3 separate regions of the Homo sapiens genome follow, and regions 1 and 2 are each linked to region 3. A link is a loop called in an ENCODE intact Hi-C map of the cell type or tissue named here. Cell type or tissue: IMR-90. All regions are shown on one strand. Each heading gives the region's core, and the rest is flanking DNA. Links, peaks and the distances in the headings are about the cores only.

Region 1 (7,218 bases), core at 926-5,925, 52 kb before region 3:
AGACATGGAAATGGAAGTTACGACTATGGGAATCAGGAACTTTGGGACACAGGAGTGAAAATGGGACACAGGGGGAGGGTATTAACGATTTTAAGGTTTAAAGGAGTTCAGTTGTGGAAATGCAGATTTATGGACAGTGGATGAGCTATGAAAACCAAGGGTGAAGCATGGAAGATGCAAACAGGCTTATAATAATAAAGTATCTTATGTTGGATTAGACCTCCCACTGAAAACTATTATAAAGATAGGACACGTGTGTGTATGACAATTCTATCACATATATTAAATATATATAAAACTATGAGTAAATATGAATTATCAGCAATCATGCATGCACACACCCACACACACACGACAGATAAGTATCTTTAACAACTAAAGGCAATAGAAAAGGCAGAACTTAAGTGGCCACAAATCTTGAAAGAAGGAAAGCACAAGGGGTAAGATTCCAATTTACCTTAGATTCCCCATCTGCTCCTCCCTGTCATCACCCCAAGGCATTTTCCAAGTGGCAGCAAGGAATAACAGCTAAATAGAAAGCAGCAGTCTCAATAGGCTAGGAGCAAAGGCTGGAGTTTCGGAACAAGAGCAACTGAGATTTGAAGGACAAAATTCTAGAAAGAAAGAAACTATAGAGATGTGAGTCCCCAAATTTGTGTCCGTTCCTAAGATATACATGCACATGAAGAGACTCTAAGAAATCCAGCAGAACAACAGCACCTAAAGAGCTCAACAAAGATTTCAGCAGCTACACAGGGCTGAAGAGACAGAGACTAGAGTTCAAGCCCCACAAGGTGGAAGGATCTTGGTAAACATTCCAGGCTTTTGTTTTTTTGAGACAGATTCTTGCTCTGTTGCCTGGCCTGGAGTGCAGTGGTGCAATCACGGCCCACTGCAGCCTATAGCTTCTGGGCCCAAGGGGTCTTCCCACCTCAGCCTCCCGAGTAGCTGGAACTACAGGCACATGCTACTACACCAAGCTAATTTTTTGTATTTCTTGTAGAGATGGGCTTTCACCATGTTGCCCAGGCTGGTCTCAAACTCCTGGATTCAAGCGATCCACCCTCTCTGGCTTTCCAACGTGCTGGGATTATAGTCATGAGCCATCATGCCCAGCCACATTCTAGGCTTTTAGTTGTAAGACCTAGTAAGGACCATGGCCTAGGAGTAAGGTCATAACTGAAGTTAACCAGAATTAAAAAGACTCAATGATCCACTAGTACTCTTGTCTGCCTACCACAAGAAAACTTAGCCCTCCTTGGAGAAACCTGTTATCATCCAGAGCCTCTACAAATTTTCTTCTACATGGTTTGAATTCAACAAGAAATCATGAGATATGTAAAAAAAAAAAAAAAAAAAAAAAAAAAAAAAAGAAAGAAAAAAAAGGGCCAAGGGCCAAGCACCAAAAACCCAGGAAGACTCAGATGATTCAGAAATTGGAGTTAACAGATAAGGGCTTTAAATAATACAGTTAAAATGTTTAAGAAAATAAAGACAAAGAATTTCATCAAAGCCTTGGAATCTATTTTTAAAATGGGAGAGGAGGAGGAACCATGAAAATTTCAACTTTCTAAATGAAAATTCTAGAACTGAAAATATTATAACTAAAACTAAGAATTCAATAGAGGGGATGTATAGCAGCTCAGACACAGCAGAACAGAGTTTCTATGGAATGGACAGCAGGCAAATAAAAAATACAGAATAGAAATAAGGAATATAGCAAAAACTTATAACATACATGTAACTGGAGTTCCAGAATGGAGAGGTAGAGAGAGAGAAGGGGACAGATGCAATATTTAAAGAACTAGTGACCAAGATTTTTCAAAACTTGATAAAAAAGATTACATTCACACTTAAAGAGCTTTATGAATCCCAAGCAGGATAAATACAACACACACACACACACACACTTAGCGACATCAAGCACAAAGTGCTGAAGACAAAAAGAAAAAATAAAAAAAGAGAAAAATGTTCAAGTACCTGAGGAGGGGGCCAAAAGACAGGAGCAACAATTAGACTGATGGCTGATTTCTCAATAGAAACAATGACAAGCAGAAGACAATGAGAAGACATTTTTAAAATGCTGAAAGATTAAAAAAAAAGCCAATGTGAAATTCTATACCCAGCAAAACTATCCTTTAAAAAATGAAGGTGAATTAAGATGATTTTATGTTAACAAAAGCTGAGAGACTTTGTTGTTAGCAGACCTGAATACAAGAAGTGCTTAAGGGAGTTTCCCTCTTAAATACTACAGCACAGTGCTCCCAAATGGAAATGCTGAACTTGAAGAAAAAACGGAGAACATCAGAAAGCAGCAACTTTGACCCAATTCTGCTCCAATAAATTCTCATTGCAGTGGAATCATTTGTTGTAAAATATAAGTTCATATTAAACAAAATGCAGACAAAGAATGAGGTAAAGCTTGAATTTTACAACTTAACAGCATGTAGACATGGGCGGTTTAATTTTAACCAAAATCAAGTTAAAAACATTGTTAAGCAACAATGGAATTTGGGCCCTGGGAGTCAGGGGTCAAGGGCAACAGCTGGCATGTGGGAGTCAAAGGTTATGGCTGTGTGTGTCTGTGGTTCCTGGCTGTTAGGAGACAAGAAAATCTGTGGAGATGCAGGTGTCGGGAGCCATGGGCGATAGTTGTATTTTGAGGGTCAGGGGTCAAGAGAGCCTTTGGAAGACTTATGAGTCAGGGTCCACGGCTGACGGGTGGGTCGTGGTAGTTGTGTCAAAGGGCAGAGGTTGGAGGTCATGACCCACCAACACACGCCGGTTGAAACTTGAGCGCAAGGGACGGTTGAGATTCCCGGAGGACACGCCCCTATCGGCCCCGCCCCGTGCACCGCCTCCGTCGCCCCGCCCCGTCCCTCCCAGCCCCGCCCCGTCCCTCCCAGCCCCGCCCCTCCAGCGCTTCGAATGCGGACGCGAAGCCTGGCTGAGGCTGCGAAGGACGAGCGGCGCAGGGACCCCGCGGGCGTCTGGGGCTTCCGCGGCGCCCGCCTCTGCTCCCTCCCCTCGGGCGCTGGGTGCCGACCGGCCGGCTGGCCGGCGCCGCCTCCTGGGAAGATGGCGCTGCACTTCCAGGTCAGTGTGCTCTGCGCCGCGGGCCCGCGCTCCGCCACGCTGGGAACCCGGCGGGACGCGTCTGGAGACCGAGGGCCGAGGACAGCGGCGGAGGCCGCAGGGCCGTGGGCCGGTGTCCCCGGAGTCCCAGCCCCTGCCTCTGCCCCTAGCCGGGGACCGGGACACTGGTCTGGGCTGCACACCCCAGGCCCGGGCCGGAGCCCGAGAAAGGGGCGGCCGAGCCTGGGTTGGAGGCGGCGGGTGGAGGGGGCGGGGGACAGGCCCAGGGCTCGTCCCGGGGAAGGTGCGGACGCCGGCAGCACGCTCGCTGACCGCGGCTTTAGTGTTGCCAGGGCAGGTGGGAGTCCCAGCTGGGCCGGCTTTGGCGCGCCTCGCGCGGCTGCCGAGCGGTGGAGCAGCCTTCCCGCCTTCCCGCCGCGTCGCCGGCGCGGCTCTATCGTCAGCCTCCCTCCACACAGTTGAGCCCCAGCCGGAGCGGGGGCTTGGGATCCACCGAAGGAGCGGCGGCAGCGGTTGGACTTTAATTGGCCAGAGGAGACAGGGGCTGCGTCTGGGGGGAGTTGCGAGGGAGGGCTACGCGGCCGCCTCTTCGGAGGAGGAAACCCGGGCCGGGCGCGGGCGCGGGCGCGGACGCGAGGATCGCAGAGGCTACGAAGATGGGACGCGTGCTTGTATATCCTCGGGCTGCTCTGACATCCCCGTTCAGTTATTCAGCAAACATTTATTATCTCCCCACTGTGTCTCAAGCATTGTGGAAAGTTCTGGGGATAAAGGATGACATCTTACTATCCTCGCCCTCATACAGTTAACAGAGAATTACAGTACAAGTGAAAAATGTATGGTAGAAATAGTCACAGTATCATAGCACAGAAAAGGGGGTAGCCAGCCAAATGTGTATGTTGAGAAGGAGTGAAGCAGAGCTGCTATGCTCTTAGCTGAGAGATGCTTTAAGATTCTTTGAGCCTCCATTCTTCCATTTATTAATTATTGAGCGCCTACTATGCTAGGCGCTGAAGATACAACAGCTCTGAACAAAACTATGGTTTCTACTCTCAGGGAACTTGCAGTCTACTGGTCCTTGAAAGAGTCGTAGTTGTTTGCCAGGTGAAGAGGAAGGGAAGGATATGGAGGTAGAAGGACGTGTGAGCCAAGGCAAAGAATTGTGGAAGAACATGGTGTACTGCAGAAAGTTGAGTCTGGTTGGGACAAAGGGATGGGATCAGGGGAGGCAGTGGGTGGCAGGAGATGACCCCAGGGAGGGAAGGGAATTTCATAATATGGTGACAGTGTATCTAAGAATCTCATTCCCCTTGTAGACTCTTTTGAACCCCCTGTGATCACACTGATTTATAACTTGGCTGATTTATTGATTCTTCTAAAGGGTCTTTTTTTTAAAACCAGTTACTGTCTGATAATCGACAGTTCTAGAATGTTATGTAGTAAGCCCGACACATTACCTTTTGACTTCATGCCATTTCTAAGGGTCCTCAGGTCAAAATAATGTATTACCACTTTAGTAAATATGCCCTCTGGGAAATTTTCACAGGAAGAATCTTACAAGGAGGATTTATGGATTGTAAATAGGTAATCAGATGTTCACAGAGCCCGAGTAAATCTTGAGAGTAAATTAAAAGGTATGGTGGAACTTTGGAATTTTTTCATACATGGAAAGGTGATGTACAGTTAAATCACCAAGCCCTGGAAGACTTCTTCATATTTAGGCACAGTGTTGGAAAAGTTAGCTGCTGATGTCAAAACTACCCATATTGGTTTTGCAGGAATGTACTTCACAGTACATTCCAACATAAGTACTTCACAGTACATTCCTGTAGACAGCTTAAAAGCGGAGTTGGACAAATAAAAGATCAGACAGTTTTGTTGACTAGAAAAAAACTGAAATTTCTCCGTTTGAATTCTTTTTAGCATATAGGATCATATTGTTAATCAGTTAACTCAAGGAACATTTGTTAATAGTGATAACCAGTACCTAGCATTTTGAGTTTTCATATCCTCATTATAGAGGTGAGCCCTGCCACTAACTTAAAAAGTGTGCATATATACGTTTCATTCTGAAGACACTGAGTCTTAAAACAGTTGTGACTTGCCCAACGTTACAGAGTTAGAGTAGGCCTCATAACTCATAAGTTCCGTGTTCCCCATTACCTCTGTCTTACTGTCACCTACCCAAAAGGGCAGCTAGGCAAAAATTATACCATCAAGATGATGAGTAAAGAAGCAGATTTGTGTAGGGTGAGGTTAGGGTAGTGGTCAACATCTTTTTCACATCATGACATACATAAAAAATGTTAATTGTGTGTCTCATTAACATAAACCGCTCATTGCCAAAGGCCATCAGTGTGCACTTTCCCCAATGTCTCAAGCTCTGCTCCTAATGCTTGGAGGGCAGAGGGATCAATATCTCAGGCATACCTGTGAATCATTCAAAGCAGTTGCATTCTGGTTAGGAAGCTGTGAATTACGATACCCTGTCCCAAAGGAATTAATGGGTCTGGATTCCCTGACAGGCAATCCAGATAAGGGGGCAGAGTGAGGAAAAAGAATTGAGAAGAAGTAAGAGGTAGGCACTTTAGGTAGAACAGAGGTACCTTGGTAAGAATCGAGAGAATGTTAGGAAAAATTTAAGGGACTCAGTTGATCCAACTTTTTTGCTCAGGACTGTTTAAGAAGCAGGAAATATAGCCATGCTTCTTAATCTCCAGTCAAGCTACCTGATTTGATCTAGATGTGATTGAGAACTATTATTTTTAAATGCAATTATAACATGAGAAAAGGTATGTGGGAATGACCATTCTGGCAGTGTGGACTTGAATGGGAGAAACTATGGAAGATCCGTATGGTCTTTTATATTCACCAGTAACTGGAGAGATTATTTATGATTTATTGTGGATCTTCTGTATGGCAGGCACTGGATTAGGCTTTCCCCATCTTTTCTATCTTCATTCTACAATTAGTTTGGAAGGTAGATATTGCTGTTTGCAGGTTTGTTGTTGTTGTTGTTGTCGTTTGTTTTTTGAGACAGAATCTTGCTCGCCCAGGCTGGAGTGCAGTGGTGGAATCTCGGCTAACTGCAGCCTCTGCCTCCCGGGTTCCAGTGATTCTCTTGCCTCAGCCTCCTGGGTAGCTGGGATTACAGTTGCAAGCCACCATGCCCTGCTAATTTTTGTATTTTTAGTAGAGACAGGGTTTCTCCATGTTGGCCAGGCTGACCTCGAATTCCTGACCTCAGGTGATCCGCCCACTTCGGCCTCCCAAAGTGCTAGGATTACAGGAGTGAGCCACCGCGCCCGGCCCTGTTTGCAGTTTTAACAGCAAGGCTTAGAAAGGTTAAATTATTTGCCCGAGGTCACTTAATAAGTGAGTGGCAGATTCCAAAGGTTGTGTCCACTCTGTTGGACCAGTGGTTTTCAAATCGAACCATGACATTTCTAAGACCCCACTACTCTCTACTCGCATTCCCAGAGCAGCTTGAGAAATCCCTGGCCCTGGCAGCCACAGTTAGAAAATATTGCTTGATCTACTGTCTGTGAATATCAGGGGGAGGTGTTGAGTTGAGTCTTTATAGAAGAATAATTGGGAGGACTTTATGACAAATTAGGTATGTCCCTGGAATTAGCCATACTGAGATTAGAGGGCAGAGTCCACAAGACTGCCCTTTCTTCTCAGACCAAGTGCAAGTTTGGGGGTTTCCCAAAACCACCCTCAGGTTCAGTAGTTGACTCACAGAATTCACCGAAAGTTGTCATACTCAGTTGCAGTTTGTTACAGGGACAGGATACAGATTAAAATTGGTCAAAGGAAGGTGACACAGGGCAACATCTGTGCAGGTTTCAAAACTAAGCTTCTGTTGGCCTCAGGACATGTTGTGCTCCCTGCATCAATATATGGCAATATGCACTAATTATTGCAAACTGGGTGAGCTCACCTAGACTTCATTATACAGGGTTTTTACTGGGGCTTCAGTTCTTAGGTATGATTGATTGATTGTCCACGTGTTTGAAATCAGTCCTAGGTTGACTATTACCTTGTGACCCAAAGTCCTGATCCTAAACATGTAATTGGTGTTTCTGGTGTGGCCAGCCCCCAGCCTACCACTATTGGGTA
Region 2 (7,218 bases), core at 1,239-6,238, 420 kb after region 3:
ATGGTCTTGCCTGCATAATTCAGATGTCCTTTACTTTTGAGCATTTCCCTCACCCATCTTTCCTCTGCTATAAATACAACAGTCAACAATTGAGAAAAAGATTATCTAATTGCAAGATTAAAAATTTTTGATGATATACTATGTTAGTGAGAATGGAGGAAACAGGCACTCTCATACACTATTGTCAGGAGTGTTAATAGTTCAGCCCTTTTGTAGTACAATTTGACAATATTTTTCCTAACTGAAAATGCCCATTCCCTTTAATTGAATGATTCCACGAACAGGTTTTTATTGAACACATATACTTCTATGTTTGTTCAAAGAAGTACATGAGGCTGGGTGTGGTGTCTCATGCCTGTAATCCCAGCACTTTGAGAGGCTGAGGCAGGTGGATTGCTTGAGCCTAGGAGTTCAAGACCAGCCATGGCCAACATGGCAAAACCGTGTCTCTAAAAAAAACACAAAAAATTAGCCGGGTGTGCTGGTGCACAACTGTGGTCCCAGCTAGTCGGGAGGCTGAGGTGGGAGGATCACTTGAGCCTAGGAGGCAGAGGTTGCAGTGGGCCAAGACCATGCCATTGCACTCCAGCCTGGGAGACAGAGTGGGAGCCTGTCCCCCCTGCCCCCACCAAAAAAAAAAAAGAAAAAGGAAAGAAAGAACGAAAGAACAAGGCAATTTGTTGCAGCACCATTTTAAAAAGCAGTTGATTGAAAATGACCTAAATGAATGTCAACAGGAAACTGATTCAATAGCATATAGAATACCCATGTCATGGAATACTGTGCAACCACTTTAAAAAATGGACTAATGGCCAGGCGCGGTGGCTCAGTCCCAGCACTTTGGGAGGCCGAGGCGGGTGGATCACGAGGTCAGGAGATCGAGACTATCCTGGCTAATACGGTGAAATCCTGTCTCTACTAAAAATACAAAAAAAAATAGCCGGGCATGGTGGCGGGTGCCTGTAGTCCCAGCTATGTGGGAGGCTGAGGCAGGAGAATGGCGTGAACCCGGGAGGTGGAGCTTGGAGTGAGCGGAGATTACGCCACTGCACTCCAGCCTGGGCGACAGAGCAAGACTCCGTCTCAGAAAAAAAAAAAAAAGACTAATATGTAACTATCTCCAGATATACTGCAAAGTGAAAGAGCAAGGTACAGAATGGGAGTTTAGTAACTTACATTTGTATAAAAAGATGAGGAGAGCTAAAAGCCCTTAACATACGCATGGATCAGCTCTGGAAGAATGGATGAGAAGCTGGTATTCCCACTGTTCAGGGGAGGGGAGTTGGGGAATGGGAAACAAAGATACGAGGGCAAAAGACTTTTTTTTTCCTATTTATTCTCCTTTTGGGTGTCTGAAATTTCTCTTTTTTTTTTTTCCTGTGAACGTTTAAAAAATCAGTTTTAAGCATTTAATACTTAAAAATGTAAAGAAAAAAAAGCAAGCAAGCTAATAGGATGCCAAGCAGCCCTTCTGCTCTGACTCCGAGCTTCTGGTCTGGAATGGCCAGGACTAAAGAGCTATTTGAACTCATTTCTGGATTGTGTCACATTGTCTTCTCTCCCCTGGGGCTGTCATCATAAGGCCCCAATGCTTTGAAATTTAGAGTGAAAGAAAAGTTCTTTATTTCTCTTGATGAACTTGTATATTTTCTCTGTTTTGAAAATAAGAAGTATGCATTGGGAAAAGGGACTTTGGAAACAACAACGACAACAACAAAATAAGAACATAAAGTAACAGTGTCTTCTTTCCCTGCTTTGGCTACCAGGAAGCTCACAGACCAAACTCAATTATATGTTAGCTGCCTGGGCTATATGTTAAATGCTTTTATTTCTGTAGAAAAATTTGATTTTCTATGTCTATTTCATGGTCTTTGAATTTGCTTCTCTATTCATATTTAAATTATGATTGATTTTATTGCATATGGGCTAAAAAAAAAAATTTGGATTTTCAACTGATGTTTTGTGCTCTCCCTACATTTCTTTGTCCCCCTTCCCCATCCTGCCCTCATTCATTCAAGACCAGGTGGCATCTTTGCCTCAGGGAAGGGATGTCACAGTAGAAGGATGAAAAAAATCTTTTGAGTTTCAAAGCCCAAACCCTGAGGGACTTTGGGCCTAAGCAACAGATTTGGGAGAGGAGGGATGGAGTCAGATGGAGAAAAGCAGGCTAAAGCTTCCCAGACCGGAGGAGAAGGGAGCAAAAGGAAATCGAGAGTGAGGGAACAGCAGAAAACCAGCACTGCGGAGAGACATCTGTCCCAGAGGGAGCCTGTGCCCTGCTTCCCACTCAGTGCACAAGGACAACACCAGACCCGTGGCAGAACGGCTGCATGGTTAGACAGATGGGCCTGAGACCACCTCCCAGAGCTTCCTGCACCCCAGAGGGCACAGGGACTATGCAAAATGACTCCCATATGCCCGGGGAGGGGGGAGTCTGGAGGCGCTTGGAGAGCATATCCGGAGGGCCCTTCTGCTTGAGAAAGGAAGCTGTGTGGCAGCCTCCTTCATGAACCCAGATCAAGGCCAGATGATGGTCTTCACCCCAGATGCCAGGATACATGGACAGTGGCTGAAGATGAGGACAGGTGTCTGGCTTGCCTTGATGCCTTGTAGCCCTGCAGAATGGAGATCAATCCAGGAAAACCCAAAGGTCAACTTTCTGTCATTTGTCAGTATGTTGCTCTTAAAAGAAACTGAGTCTCCTTATAGAGAAATCGTTATACATCTTGTAAACCTGAGTTTGCAAATGTTGATACTTGGAGGCCCTCAATGGAATGAAATGGAGAAGCAAAATTTTTTAAGTAGCAAAGTGCCTTGTCCAAACATTAGTCTTTTCCAGAGACTTCTATAAGAGGGAACCCCAGGACAGACTGCCCCCTTAGGACCCCGGGGACGGTTTTTCTGATAAGGATACGATTTCTCTGCTAGGGACACAACTACATCTCCCTCCCACATTCTGAAGGGCCAGGAAGCCTTTGCCACGCTTGGTGCTTCTTCCTCCATCAAATGCTTTCTGAATCAACTGGATCTGCCGCTGAGCACGGTAAGGCGGATGATCTGGAAGCTTTCCAGGTGCTTTAGGAAAGAAGCGGCATTTCAGCCACGGTTTTTGGCCTTCATAATCAATGTCAGCCTCTAATGCTGTCTGGAATAGCAGATGAGTGCCTGTCTGACCCGGAAACCTTTTGTTCGCCGCGCCCCCCAGCTTTGTTACTCGCTGATGGAGGCTGGTTTTGTCATCTGCCGTAGCTGTCTTACCGGTCTGACCGTTCCTTTACCTATCCTTCAAATGAGCAGAAGAATAATTTCTTCGTGGGGGACTGATGCTGAGCAGATGTTCACAGAGCCCCAGAGGATCACCGTGACAGGTCCCTCAGTAGGACTGAGATTGTGGTTATGTAATAATTTTCCCTTCTCATTTTGATTAAAAAAATGATGCATGCGCATCTCTGAGCGCAAATGTGTCAATGCTAATTGGACATGCGCATTCGAGACGGCTCCATACGGAACGGAATGGGACCGTGGCCCCGAAGCAACACTCCCTCCCAGCACCATATTACGCAAACAAAATGATTCAGGGGAAGAATTCCTCCATTAAAAAGAATTTGAGGTGTCCCTGATCTTTGGGTGCCAAACATTGTGGCGAAGGGCTCCGCCGGCCCCTACAGACGCGAACTTGGTGCCGTAGTCTCGAGTGCCCTCTGCCGTAACTTGGGAAACCAGCGCTTCTTTAGGGAGCCAGCCATGTCTCCTGCAAGGAAGGAAAATGAACTACGCTTTATTTCTCAAAAGTTTCCGTCAGAATCTGGCCTTCCTGCTGTTTCGAGTTATTTGGGTTGGGGGCCAGGCTCCCTCAAAGCCTGGAGTGTCCCGTTAAGTCAGCCTCAATGTTCACCCCAAAGATGGAACTGGGGCGTCTTGGAACAAAAAAAGGAAACTGACCAAAATACGATGACTCTCGGGATTGAAATAGAGCGCCACGATATTTTGGAGACATCTTCTGAGAGTATAATCTGGGTCTGATTTTATACAACCTCAAGCTGTTGTGTTCTGAGCATTATTTATTCATTTTAACGTTCACTCGAATTTTGTTTTTTTGCCCATCAAGCAATGAAAAGCTTAGATTTGGCCCAAAATGTGGAGGTCTTCACTGGGTTTGTCTGTGCCTTTCTTTCATACCTCAGTATGGCTTAAAGACCAAATGTTCATTTACTCTGTAAGTGAAAAGGATATTTGCCCATTAATTTCAACTCCAGTGCTCAAGCCCCATATAAGACACAGTTAATATGATCTCACTTTGGATGACACTCGGAGGAGCAGGAAGACAATTTGTGGGGGGAAAGGAATAAGAGGCAGCGCACATTTAACAGGAATGTTAATATTTACTGGTCGTTGTGCTCGATATCTGGAAGGCGGCACAGTCACTAAGTAGGGATTACATCTTCAATTAAGTAGTGGTGGCAGGGGACTTAGCGATGTTTCACAGAGGGAAACTGCCGGAATCATACTTTAAGGAGAATAATTTTTTTAAAAGCTACAAAAAAAATTGAAAGAAAAGCCCGAGGGAAAAAAATAGAGGGAACATTTCTGTTTAGGGAATCCTAATATTTTGGCTGAACACATTATGTAAAATTAAATACTATTTTAAACCAAGGAGATATAATATCTAATTAAGTTTTTGTGGTTGATGGGCTTAGAGAGGATTGTGAATGTTACATCCATTGAACTGAAAGAAGTAGAAAAATTAAATAACACTGTTCTATAGTGACTTTCACCCAGACATACAAGCAGACTTCCATATTCCACTATTACTCTGCCCTACCTACAGCTCACTGAAGACATGAAAGAGAAAATGAGAATGAGCACAGTGATCTCGTTAAGGCTTGTAACAACCCCAAGGAGCAGAGACCAAGAGTTGTCAGCCCCATTTCCAAGCAGCAGCCATGGGCTCCAAGTGAACAAGGGACTTGCATCTGGGGTTATCCAGTGAGTCAGGGTGGAGAGAGAACAGAACCACCACCTTCCCGCTGCATCTGGAACTTCTGTCCCAGCATGCCCTGTGCTCCCCAGCAAGAAGAATGTCACACTGGGGAAGTAGAGGCTTCGGTTCCTGACCAGAGTTATCAGGGAGCACCAACATTTTAAGACTTTTTGGAGTTTTAGGAGAATTTCAATGTAACGTATGTGGTGACAGGAGATGGAAGATAGTTTTAAAAGAATATTGACTTCTAAGATTAATTATTACATGACGGCATTTTCAAGTAACTCTATACAATAATTTTTTTTTTTTTGAGATGGAGTCTCGCTCTGTCGCCAGGCTGGAGTGCTGTGGTGCAATCTCAGCTCACTGCAACCTCCGCCTCCTGGGTTCAAGTGATTCTCCTGCCTCAGCCTCCCGAGTAGCTGGGACTACAGGTGCGCACCACCACACCCAGCTAATTTTTTGTATTTTTAATAGAGATGGGGTTTCGCCACGTTGGCCAGGCTGGTCTTGAACTCTTGGCTGCAAGTGATCTGCCCACCTTGGCCTCCCAAAGTACTGGGATTACAGACGTGAGCCACCACGCCCGGCTACAGTAATTTTTAAAGGTAGAAAATCAAGCCTGGGTGTGGTGGCTCACATCTGTAATCCCAGCACTTTGGGAGGCAAGGCAGGCGGATCACTTGAGGCCAGGAGTTCGAGACCGGCCTGGCCAACATGAGGAAACCCCATCTCTACTAAAAATACAGAAATTAGCCAGGCACAGTGGCACACACTTGTAGTCCCAGCTACTCAGGAGGCTGAGGCAGGAGAATAGCTTGAACCCAGGAGGTGAAGGTTGCAGTGAGCCAAGATCTGCTACTGCACTCCAGCCTGGGCCACAGAGCAAGACTCTGTCCCAAAAGAAAGAAAAGAAAATCAATCCCAGCACTTTGGGAGGCCAAGGTGGGCGAATCACGAGGTCAGGAGATCGAGACCATCCTGGCTAACACGGTGAGACCCCGTCTCTACTAAAAATAAAAAAAAATTAGCCAGGTGCGGTAGCATGCGCCTGTAATCCCAGCTATTCGGGAGGCCGAGGCAGGAGAATCACTTGAACCCGGGAGGCAGAGGTTGCAGTGAGCCCAGATCGTGCCACTGCACTCCAGCCTGGGTGACAGAGCAAGACTCTGTCTCAAAAAAAAAAAAAAAAGACAAGAGATAGCTACGCGATTTTTGGTGGGCAATTTTTAAAAACTTAGCTTGAATAGGGAGCCTTCTCAAACTGCATAAAACTGAAATACGGTACCCACAGATACCAAAAGGCAACATATACAAAGGCAATCTTCCAAGCACAAAGACTGAATGTTTCAATCATATTTCATTGTTTTCTCCCTTTAAAATTTTATTGTTAGAGATATACAATAAAAGAACTAAAGACCACTTTAAAAAGTTTAATAATATCTATTCTGTCTATAGTTCCCCACATAAATTAAGCAGGGTCATATTTCATATTTGAAGGGAATAAAAGAACTTCCAGGACATCTTCATATAGAGCTGAGAGAAATTTGGTGAGAAGGCTCTTTGAAATTAGAATATTCAAATTATAATTTGATAATAAGAAAGTATTTTAAATAATTAAAAATGAGAAATGAGCTTCAAGAAGTTGCTCTATGGTGGTCATTTTTGTTTCAATTGCTACAAGCAAGAAGTAGTTTTAAAAATAAATCACCAGGGCACAGCAAGTATTTCTGACAGGCACTTGCAGGCAGGATTTTATAAATTCCAATCATTTAACAAATTGCACCATTAAAAGTCATAATAGGTCTAAAAGCCATTCTTAAAAGAACTTACTAAGTAATTTGACCTACATAATCATCTTGTTAAATTCATTTGACATCATGAGACAGTTAGTGAAATATGCATAGTACATTATATTAAAGAAAAAAGTACCCTTCAATTGGTATCTGATTGCACTTTTCAATTGCAGCTATTAGTTGTCTATAAAACTCCTAGACATGATTTGATTTGATTTTATTACTGTTATATCATTTTACTTTGTAACATATAGGGGTGGAGATTACAGGTCTTCGATTGCTTACTAGGAAATATTTAACGAAGGATGTTTTATTTATTAGCATAAAGAGACACAGTGGATTATTGGGTGATTAAAGTGACGATACGGCTGCTGTACTTGTCAAAAATATAGCCCTAATTCAATAGCAAGGCGACAGAGAGTCTATGAGCTGATCTATGCC
Region 3 (7,218 bases), core at 904-5,903:
TTAACCTGTCAGCCAGTTAAACAGTAGCAACTCATGGCCAATCTTGTTTTCTCTCTATTCCTGCCTACCCACTTCTTTTTATATTATTCTTCAAGCAGAATCCCAAATTTCATATAATTTCCTCTATAAATATTTCACAATATATCTAAAAGGTATAATTGTTTTTGGTTTGTGTGAGAATGGGCATTATCTTGGAAATAGGATTGTTCTCCAGAAGCTTTGTGAGTGTCCTCCAACATTCAGAGTTCTGATTGCCTTTATTAGCTGAATGTGATTCTTTTATGCATGAAGTTAACCCAGTTTTTCTTGAAGAAGGTAACATTACTTCCTTATATATGGAACAGTATAACTTTGTAAACTCCTTTATTAGTTTTCATTTGACATTGAAAAATTATTTTAATTCATGAAGTGTAAATTTATTGATGTATTTCGCAGTGTTTTCTTTGATTTTGTACTTTTTTCAGGTGTTTGCCAAACCTTTAAATCTTCAGGATCAATGTCAGCAAAATCTGGTAATGCAGGTCTTGAAACTGGTCCTTAACTGCCTTAACTTTGACTTCATTGGCAGTTCAGCAGATGAATCTGCAGATGATCTTTGCACGGTGCAGATTCCAACAACTTGGAGAACAAGTAAGAAAAAACTTTGGTATGAAGGGTCATCAACATAAAGGCACAGTATTAAGCAATATAGTTTCTGTATGTATAGTTATCTTTTTGCCAGGAATTAAAAAAATAGCTCAAATGGATTTGTAACCTGAAGTAGCTGCTGATAGCTAATATTGAAATGTTTTCTGTAATTCATATTATAGTAACTTCTATATTTTGATTTAGGAAAAAAGAAAAAACAAGGACTGCACTAGAGCTAAATGGAGAGCAGATTTGGGAGGAAAGTCAAGAGCTATGATTTGAAACTTTCAGACTTTCAGATAAACAGAGTGGGACAGGATCCCACTCTGTTTATGATCATTTTCAGGTGCTGGTCAAACCTTTAAATCTTCAGGATCAGTGTTAGCAAAATCTGGTAATGAAGGTCTTGAAACTGGTCCTTAACTGCCTTAACTTTGACTTCATTGGCAGTTCAATAGGTGATTCTACAAATGATCTTTGCACAGTGCAGATTTCAACAGCTTGGAGATCAAGTAAGAAAAAAGTTCAGTATGAAGGGTCATCATGAGAAAGAAAAAAGTTTAATATGAAGAGTTGGCAAGAGATGTCAACATATCTTTCAGGGTTATAAAGAGAATGAATTAGATTAAGTGACCTAGAAGAGGAGAGTTGCAACTTGCTTATAGAAAGGGATACCAAGAAAAAGGAAGCTAATTTGTTCTCCCATGTTCCAGAAAAATGGTGGCACCTAAGGTACCTCTGAACTCAGAATTGGGAAATGGGGCTGACGGGGTTTGATAAAAAGTCTGTACTCTGAACAGTTAAACTCTCCAGGATCTTCTCTACCACCTGTGCAGCTAGGTGACTGCCTTTTCCTCCCTTTTCTCTACCTGTGCTACTTCTTTACTTTCCAAGACCAGAGTTTTTTTCCTCAAGAAATAAAATTGGAGAGGCCTCATATTCATGGATACCAGATATAATAGAGGAACAGTATTAATTTTGTGAAAAACTTCTAATATGGAGATCAGAGACTACAACAACAAAGGGGGACTTTGTGTTCTGTATCTTGACTGTGGTGATGGAAACATGAACCAATACATGTAATAAAAAATTTCACAGACTGAAAACACACATCTACACACACATGAGTACATGTAAAACTGGGAAATCTGAATAAGATTGTGGATTTTATCAATGTGAGTTTCCTCGTTGAGATATTATACTGTAGTTTTGCAAGAAATTACCATTGTAGGAAAATGGGTAGGAGTTCACGGGGTCTTTCTGTATTATTTTTTGCAACTGCATGTGAATCTACAATTATCTCAGAAAGTTTAATTTTAAAATGGAGGGTAGTTAATAGCAACAGAGACAAGGTGAAAGTAGAAATAAACTTCAGAAAGATATAAAGAATATGCCCAGAGAGATGTTGAGATAATGCATCCCTGAAACAAGGACAGGATATTGTTCAGAGAATGTTCCAAATTTACAGGACAGTTGTCAAAATAAAACATCCAGTGGAAAAGTTGTAAGACAAAGTTAACCCAATCTCCTAGAATGTAGAACAAAAAAGCAAGGAGATGTTTGATAGGAGGAAAAAAAAACCAAGAAAACTAGAAGATGAAATTAAGGAGGTGTGACGGTTAGGAGTTCTAGAAAGAGAGGATGGAGAAAGAAGGAAATTTGCAAACAGATAGTACCCCAAAATGTTCTGAGTTCTGAAGGGTATGCATTTTTGGATTGAAAGATCCCACCAAGTTCCCAGCATAATGAATGAAAAAAGATATTCACTAAGCTTTATAATCATGACATTTTAGAATAGTAAGGATAAAGAAAAAAATTCTAAAACTTACCAGAAAGAAAAAAGTAAGTCTCCTCCTACAGAGGATTGGGGTCAAGAAGGTATTAGACTTCTCAACAGCAGCACTGAAAGCTAGAAAACAATAGAGAAGTATCTTCAGGCTTCTGAGGGAAAATTGTTTCCAAACTAGACCAAACTTATCAAATCTAAGATAGAATAAAGACATTTTCAGATATGCGAGTCCTTCCAAAATTTATCCCTTATGTACTTGCTCTAAGGAAGCTACTTGATGTACAAGCAAAGAAAGTGGAAGATAATGGAATTTGGGAAATGGGCACTTCAACACAAGATGACAGTGAAAGACATAGAAAGGCTACAGTTGTATAACAAAGTTAAGGAGCAACCAGTTCAAGTTGAAGGCTCTGGGAGGTAGGGGTGGGTGAATGCAAATGATGGGTTATTTGATGCTATTGATGGTGTGGAACATGTTATGAAGAACATTGTGCCAGTCTCTCAGAGCATTTGGAGAGAATTAGTGACAGATACACAACTAAGCACAGAAAAGATGGTATGATTAAGTCCAGCGAGTATTAGAAATGTGATGTAATTACAGCTCAGCCGTTAATATTATTTACATAGTCATAATAAATGTAAACACATAGAATTGATTTAATCACAAATTGTGATAATAGTGGATGGGTTTTTGAGAGGATTGATTGTGGAGAGAGTGGTAGGGGTGGTAGGGTTGTGGCATTCGTGATTAGACAGCTAAAGCGTTACACACTGTAATAGGAATGCAGTTGATGTCTAAAGTAAAACAATCAAATGAAGAAATAGTATACGCTATTATTTGGAAACATGAATGTAACTATAGCTAAGTTGAAAAGCAGTTGGAATGGGATAGGGTACAGTTTTTTTTTTATTGTAAGCTTTTTAGTACTGTTTACTTTTTGATACTGTTTGAATTCTCAATGTTTATATTACTTGAATACAAATGAAAATAGTAAGAAGATTCTCCCAGTTCAAACTGTAGTGCTACATAGAGGAAGTGCTACATGAGGAAGAGCCTGGCTAGTTAATTTCTCTCTGTATTATTTCATCTTTCAAAGGAAAATAGCTAGGAATTAAAAATAGGCCTAACTGGAAGGAATGGCCACATGCAGAGGCCTTGGATTTCTCAGTTTGTGTGATATTGTCTTACTTTGTTAAGATCACTGAATTGAAAGTAATGGTGTTAGAAAATAATTTTTTTTCCCAGTTTTCCTGGAACCAGAAACATTGGATCTTTTCTTCAATTTGTATCATTCACTTCCACCACTACTATCTCAGTTAGTAAGTAAAAGTCATTCGTTATTTCGTTAAAAAATACCTGTGTAAATAAGGGGTGGTATATATTTACTTCAAAAATTCTGTTTATATATTCAATTGAGTTTACTTTTCACAGTAAGTTCTTATATTTTCTGGGATGTATACTGCTTAAACTATTTGTCAAATTTTGTTTGTTTTGTCAACGTTACATTTTATTTCATGGGTGAGCCTAGAACCAGTAACTGTTGATTTAGCTCTTGCCCAGAGCCAGGACAACCTACCAATCCCTAAATACATATTTTTTTCCTACTCAGTTCCCATAGGGCCTAAGTCCAGCAGCTGACCACCACACAAGGACTTTCCCTTCTACTACCCTTCTCTAACTCTTCCTCAACCTTGCCTGGCTCCATGTCTTAGGTTTGACAGGCTGTCCCCTTCAGATCTCTGAATAAGAAATGAAGGGGATCTACTCACTTGAATTGTGTTCATCAAGCCAGTTATTTATTTATTTTTTGAATCAGTGTAAATTCTATTGCATGCTTAAAAAGTTCTTGATACTCTGTAGTTGTATACAACTTTGAGACTCTTAGCTCCATCTTTGCGGAGCCTAAAACAAATCTGTCAAGGTTATTAAAAATTGTAAGTTTAAGTTTAAACTTGTAAAGCTGGGGAGTTCTAATATTGCCATTTTCTGAAAAACATATTGCATATTTAAAGTATATATCAGTGATGTGTTTGTTTAGGTATCTTATTGCCTAAAAGGGAGGAAAGCATTCACAGAAATGTCCTTTTTAAAAAAACATGTCTTCTCTTGAATCTAGAGTTTAAGGTAGTGCTTTTTAAACTGGGTTTCTCAGGGTACCTCATGTTTCCAGTTGGGGCCACAGCCTTCTGTCTTTTAGTCGCAACAGTCTTGCTTTTAGTTGTGTAAAAACCATGGTTTCATGTAATTATGTTTTGGGATAAAACAAAAAAGGTACTAGTGCTTAAAAAATAAAGTAGAAAACAACTGCTTTGAGAGATAGTAATGAACATTTATTGGACATGTCCTATTTATTGTATGATACTTATCTCACTTAATCCTCAAAGTGGCCCTGAAAGGTAAATGATAAAAATCCCTACTATGTAGACCCAGAAAAACAGAAAACAGACCCAGATTGACTAAGTGACTTCCCCCAGGGCAACAAAGAAAATATTGGCATTGAGATTGAAACACAGGTCTTTTTTGCCCCCAACCCCAGGTGTTTTTAGTACGCTAGTGGTTCCTATACTTGTACTTCTGAGTTTCCTAAGGAGTTTTTTGTTTTTGTTTTTGTTTTTAATTTGGGTTTTAGGTTCTCATGGTAGGGGCTGTGGCAAACTGGAGCACATCTAAAAAGGGCGTCATTTGATTTTTGTCTCTTTTCTCACCGTAAAGTACCTACCTTTTCCAGCACCATTTTCAGACCATTTTTTAAGATGCTAATAGATGGTGTAAAATATTCCTTGACCAATTAAATTTGGAATATGCTGGATTACATTACAGGTTCCCCCTGCCCCCCCCAACAGGATACCACGGTACATAATGTGCACTATTTCCCAAACATACTGTACCACAAAACCATATTTTCTTTTTGGTAGAAAACCTGATTCATTAGAAAATGGAACTAGATATCATAAGCAATTGAGAGCCTATTAAATGTATAGCATGTACAGGCCTTGAACTGGCTGATTTTGTTAATGAAAAAACATTAGAGGGGAATACATACAAATAGGAATTTTTATGATGGGGTAGAAGGATTGTGGGTGGTGGGAGTGGTTGATGATATTTAGCTTTTATTAATTTTATGTTCTATAATGCTTTTTATATTGCATTATAATGCATTATATTCTATATTGCATTATCATGCGTTATATTCTATATTGCATTATCATGCGTTATATTCTATATTGCATTATAATGCGTTATATTCTATATTGCATTATAATGCGTTATATTCTATATTGCATTATAATGCGTTATATTCTATATTGCATTATAATGCGTTATATTCTATATTGCATTATAATGCGTTATATTCTATATTGCATTATAATGCGTTATATTCTATATTGCATTATAATGCGTTATATTCTATATTGCATTATAATGCGTTATATTCTATAATGCATTAAAATTAAATTCATTTTAAATGTAAAGACTAGTATTCCTTACATGTGGCCACAGATACTTTGAAAATTGAAATGAAATTTTTTTGGTATTTTTTAGGCACTTTCATGTTTAGTTCAGTTTGCTTCGACAAGAAGGTCCTTATTTAACAGTCCTGAACGTGCCAAGTACCTTGGTAATTTAATTAAGGGAGTAAAAAGGATACTTGAAAACCCTCAGGTATTTATGAAGTAATTTAATACTTAGCATATAGAGATACAGTTTTTCAGCTAAAGGCACATAATAAACTCATCATGAATTTATTATGATTCTGGAAGAAAACATTTAGTATCATATATATCTTCCTTAGAGCTTTTTTTTTTTTTTTTGAGATCAAGTCTTGCTCTGTTGCCCAGGCTGGAGTGCAGTGGTGCAATCTTGGCTCACTGCAACCTCTACCTCCCGGGTTCGAGTGATTCTTCTGCCTCAGCCTCTTGAGTAGCTGGGATTACAGGCTTGCACCCACCACCTCTGCTAATTTTTGTATTTTTAGTGGAGATGGGGTTTCACCATGTTGGGCAGGCTGGTCTCCAACTCCTGACCTCAAATGATCCACCTGCCTCGGCCTCCCAAAGTGCTGGGATTACAGGCATGAGCCACCATGCTCAGCCCTTAGATCTCATTTGTGGTGGAGATGGGTAGTTTTTAAAAATGGATGTTTCCATGGCTGACTTCTGTGTTTCTCTTATTTTTTTCTTTTAGGCAAATATGACTAGAGATTATCTATCTTACTATGCTTCTGTCTTTTACCATTGTATTACATTTCTTTGCTTGCTCTTAAACTACTGAAGTGATTAATTCAGTATGTCCACCTTATGAACTAGAAGACATAATATAAATCTGAATGTTAATATTGGAGCAAGTGGCCTTAAATTATGAAATTATGTTTTCTTGCCCTCTTGTGGACAAGTAAGAGTTTGTAGATTTTAAAATTTTTTCTGCATTAACTTTAGAGCTTCATTGCCAATATTCATTTCAGAGAATTGCAAAGCTGCTATTGAGTAATTTGGGTGCTTACATAAAATATTTTGTTTTACTTTTTATTTTGATTTTGGTTTAAAATATCTGTAAAATACAGATTTTTAAAGGTTAAATGATTTAAGGAGGTTTACCTAATTCTCTTGGTTATTAATAAATTTTGGGGGGTGACATATATCTTCAGTAAGAATGTTCTACAAAAAGCAATTGTTTTTGCATATTCTCAGAAGTGTTTTATGGGTTATGCATTTATTTTATCTTTTCAATGTTAGTATAGTTGTGAAATTTTCTGTTTTGCTGATAAAGAGGATTTTACCAATATACTTTAAAATGTTTAGTT

The links. Hi-C counts contacts between places; a loop is a spot of excess contacts. Peaks named below come from ENCODE experiments on the same cell type or tissue, not always from the same donor. Only the 100,000 strongest peaks of a DNase experiment are listed, where the experiment ranks them.
Region 1: it touches region 3 in a loop (3-fold over the local background); 3 of 110 quality-filtered maps call a loop at or near these places.
Region 2: a loop joins it to region 3, with 4 times the contacts of the local background. A loop is called at or near these places in 2 of 110 quality-filtered maps.

The regions. Positions count from the first base shown.
Region 1 is chr5:170,858,956-170,866,173 of GRCh38, forward strand. RANBP17 (RAN binding protein 17) reads left to right here and starts at 3,063. Exons shown (of 28, transcript NM_022897.5): 1 at 3,063-3,096. The coding sequence starts at 3,079. In IMR-90, for the core only: a CTCF peak has its summit at 3,074 (motif pointing left); DNase peaks (open chromatin) are centred at 2,996 and 4,876; H3K4me3 peaks cover 1,522 bases; H3K27ac peaks cover 1,189 bases.
Region 2 is chr5:171,333,443-171,340,660 of GRCh38, forward strand. No RefSeq gene overlaps it. Among named protein-coding and RNA genes, the nearest start is that of TLX3, 28 kb to the left of the region's middle. In IMR-90, for the core only: a CTCF peak has its summit at 3,700 (motif pointing left); a DNase peak (open chromatin) is centred at 3,709; H3K4me3 peaks cover 797 bases; H3K27me3 peaks cover 1,463 bases.
Region 3 is chr5:170,910,505-170,917,722 of GRCh38, forward strand. RANBP17 (RAN binding protein 17) reads left to right here. Exons shown (of 28, transcript NM_022897.5): 7 at 465-630; 8 at 3,663-3,736; 9 at 5,961-6,080. Among named protein-coding and RNA genes, the nearest start is that of RANBP17, 52 kb to the left of the region's middle. In IMR-90, for the core only: no CTCF peak of the experiment used is centred there; a DNase peak (open chromatin) is centred at 3,227; H3K27ac peaks cover 374 bases.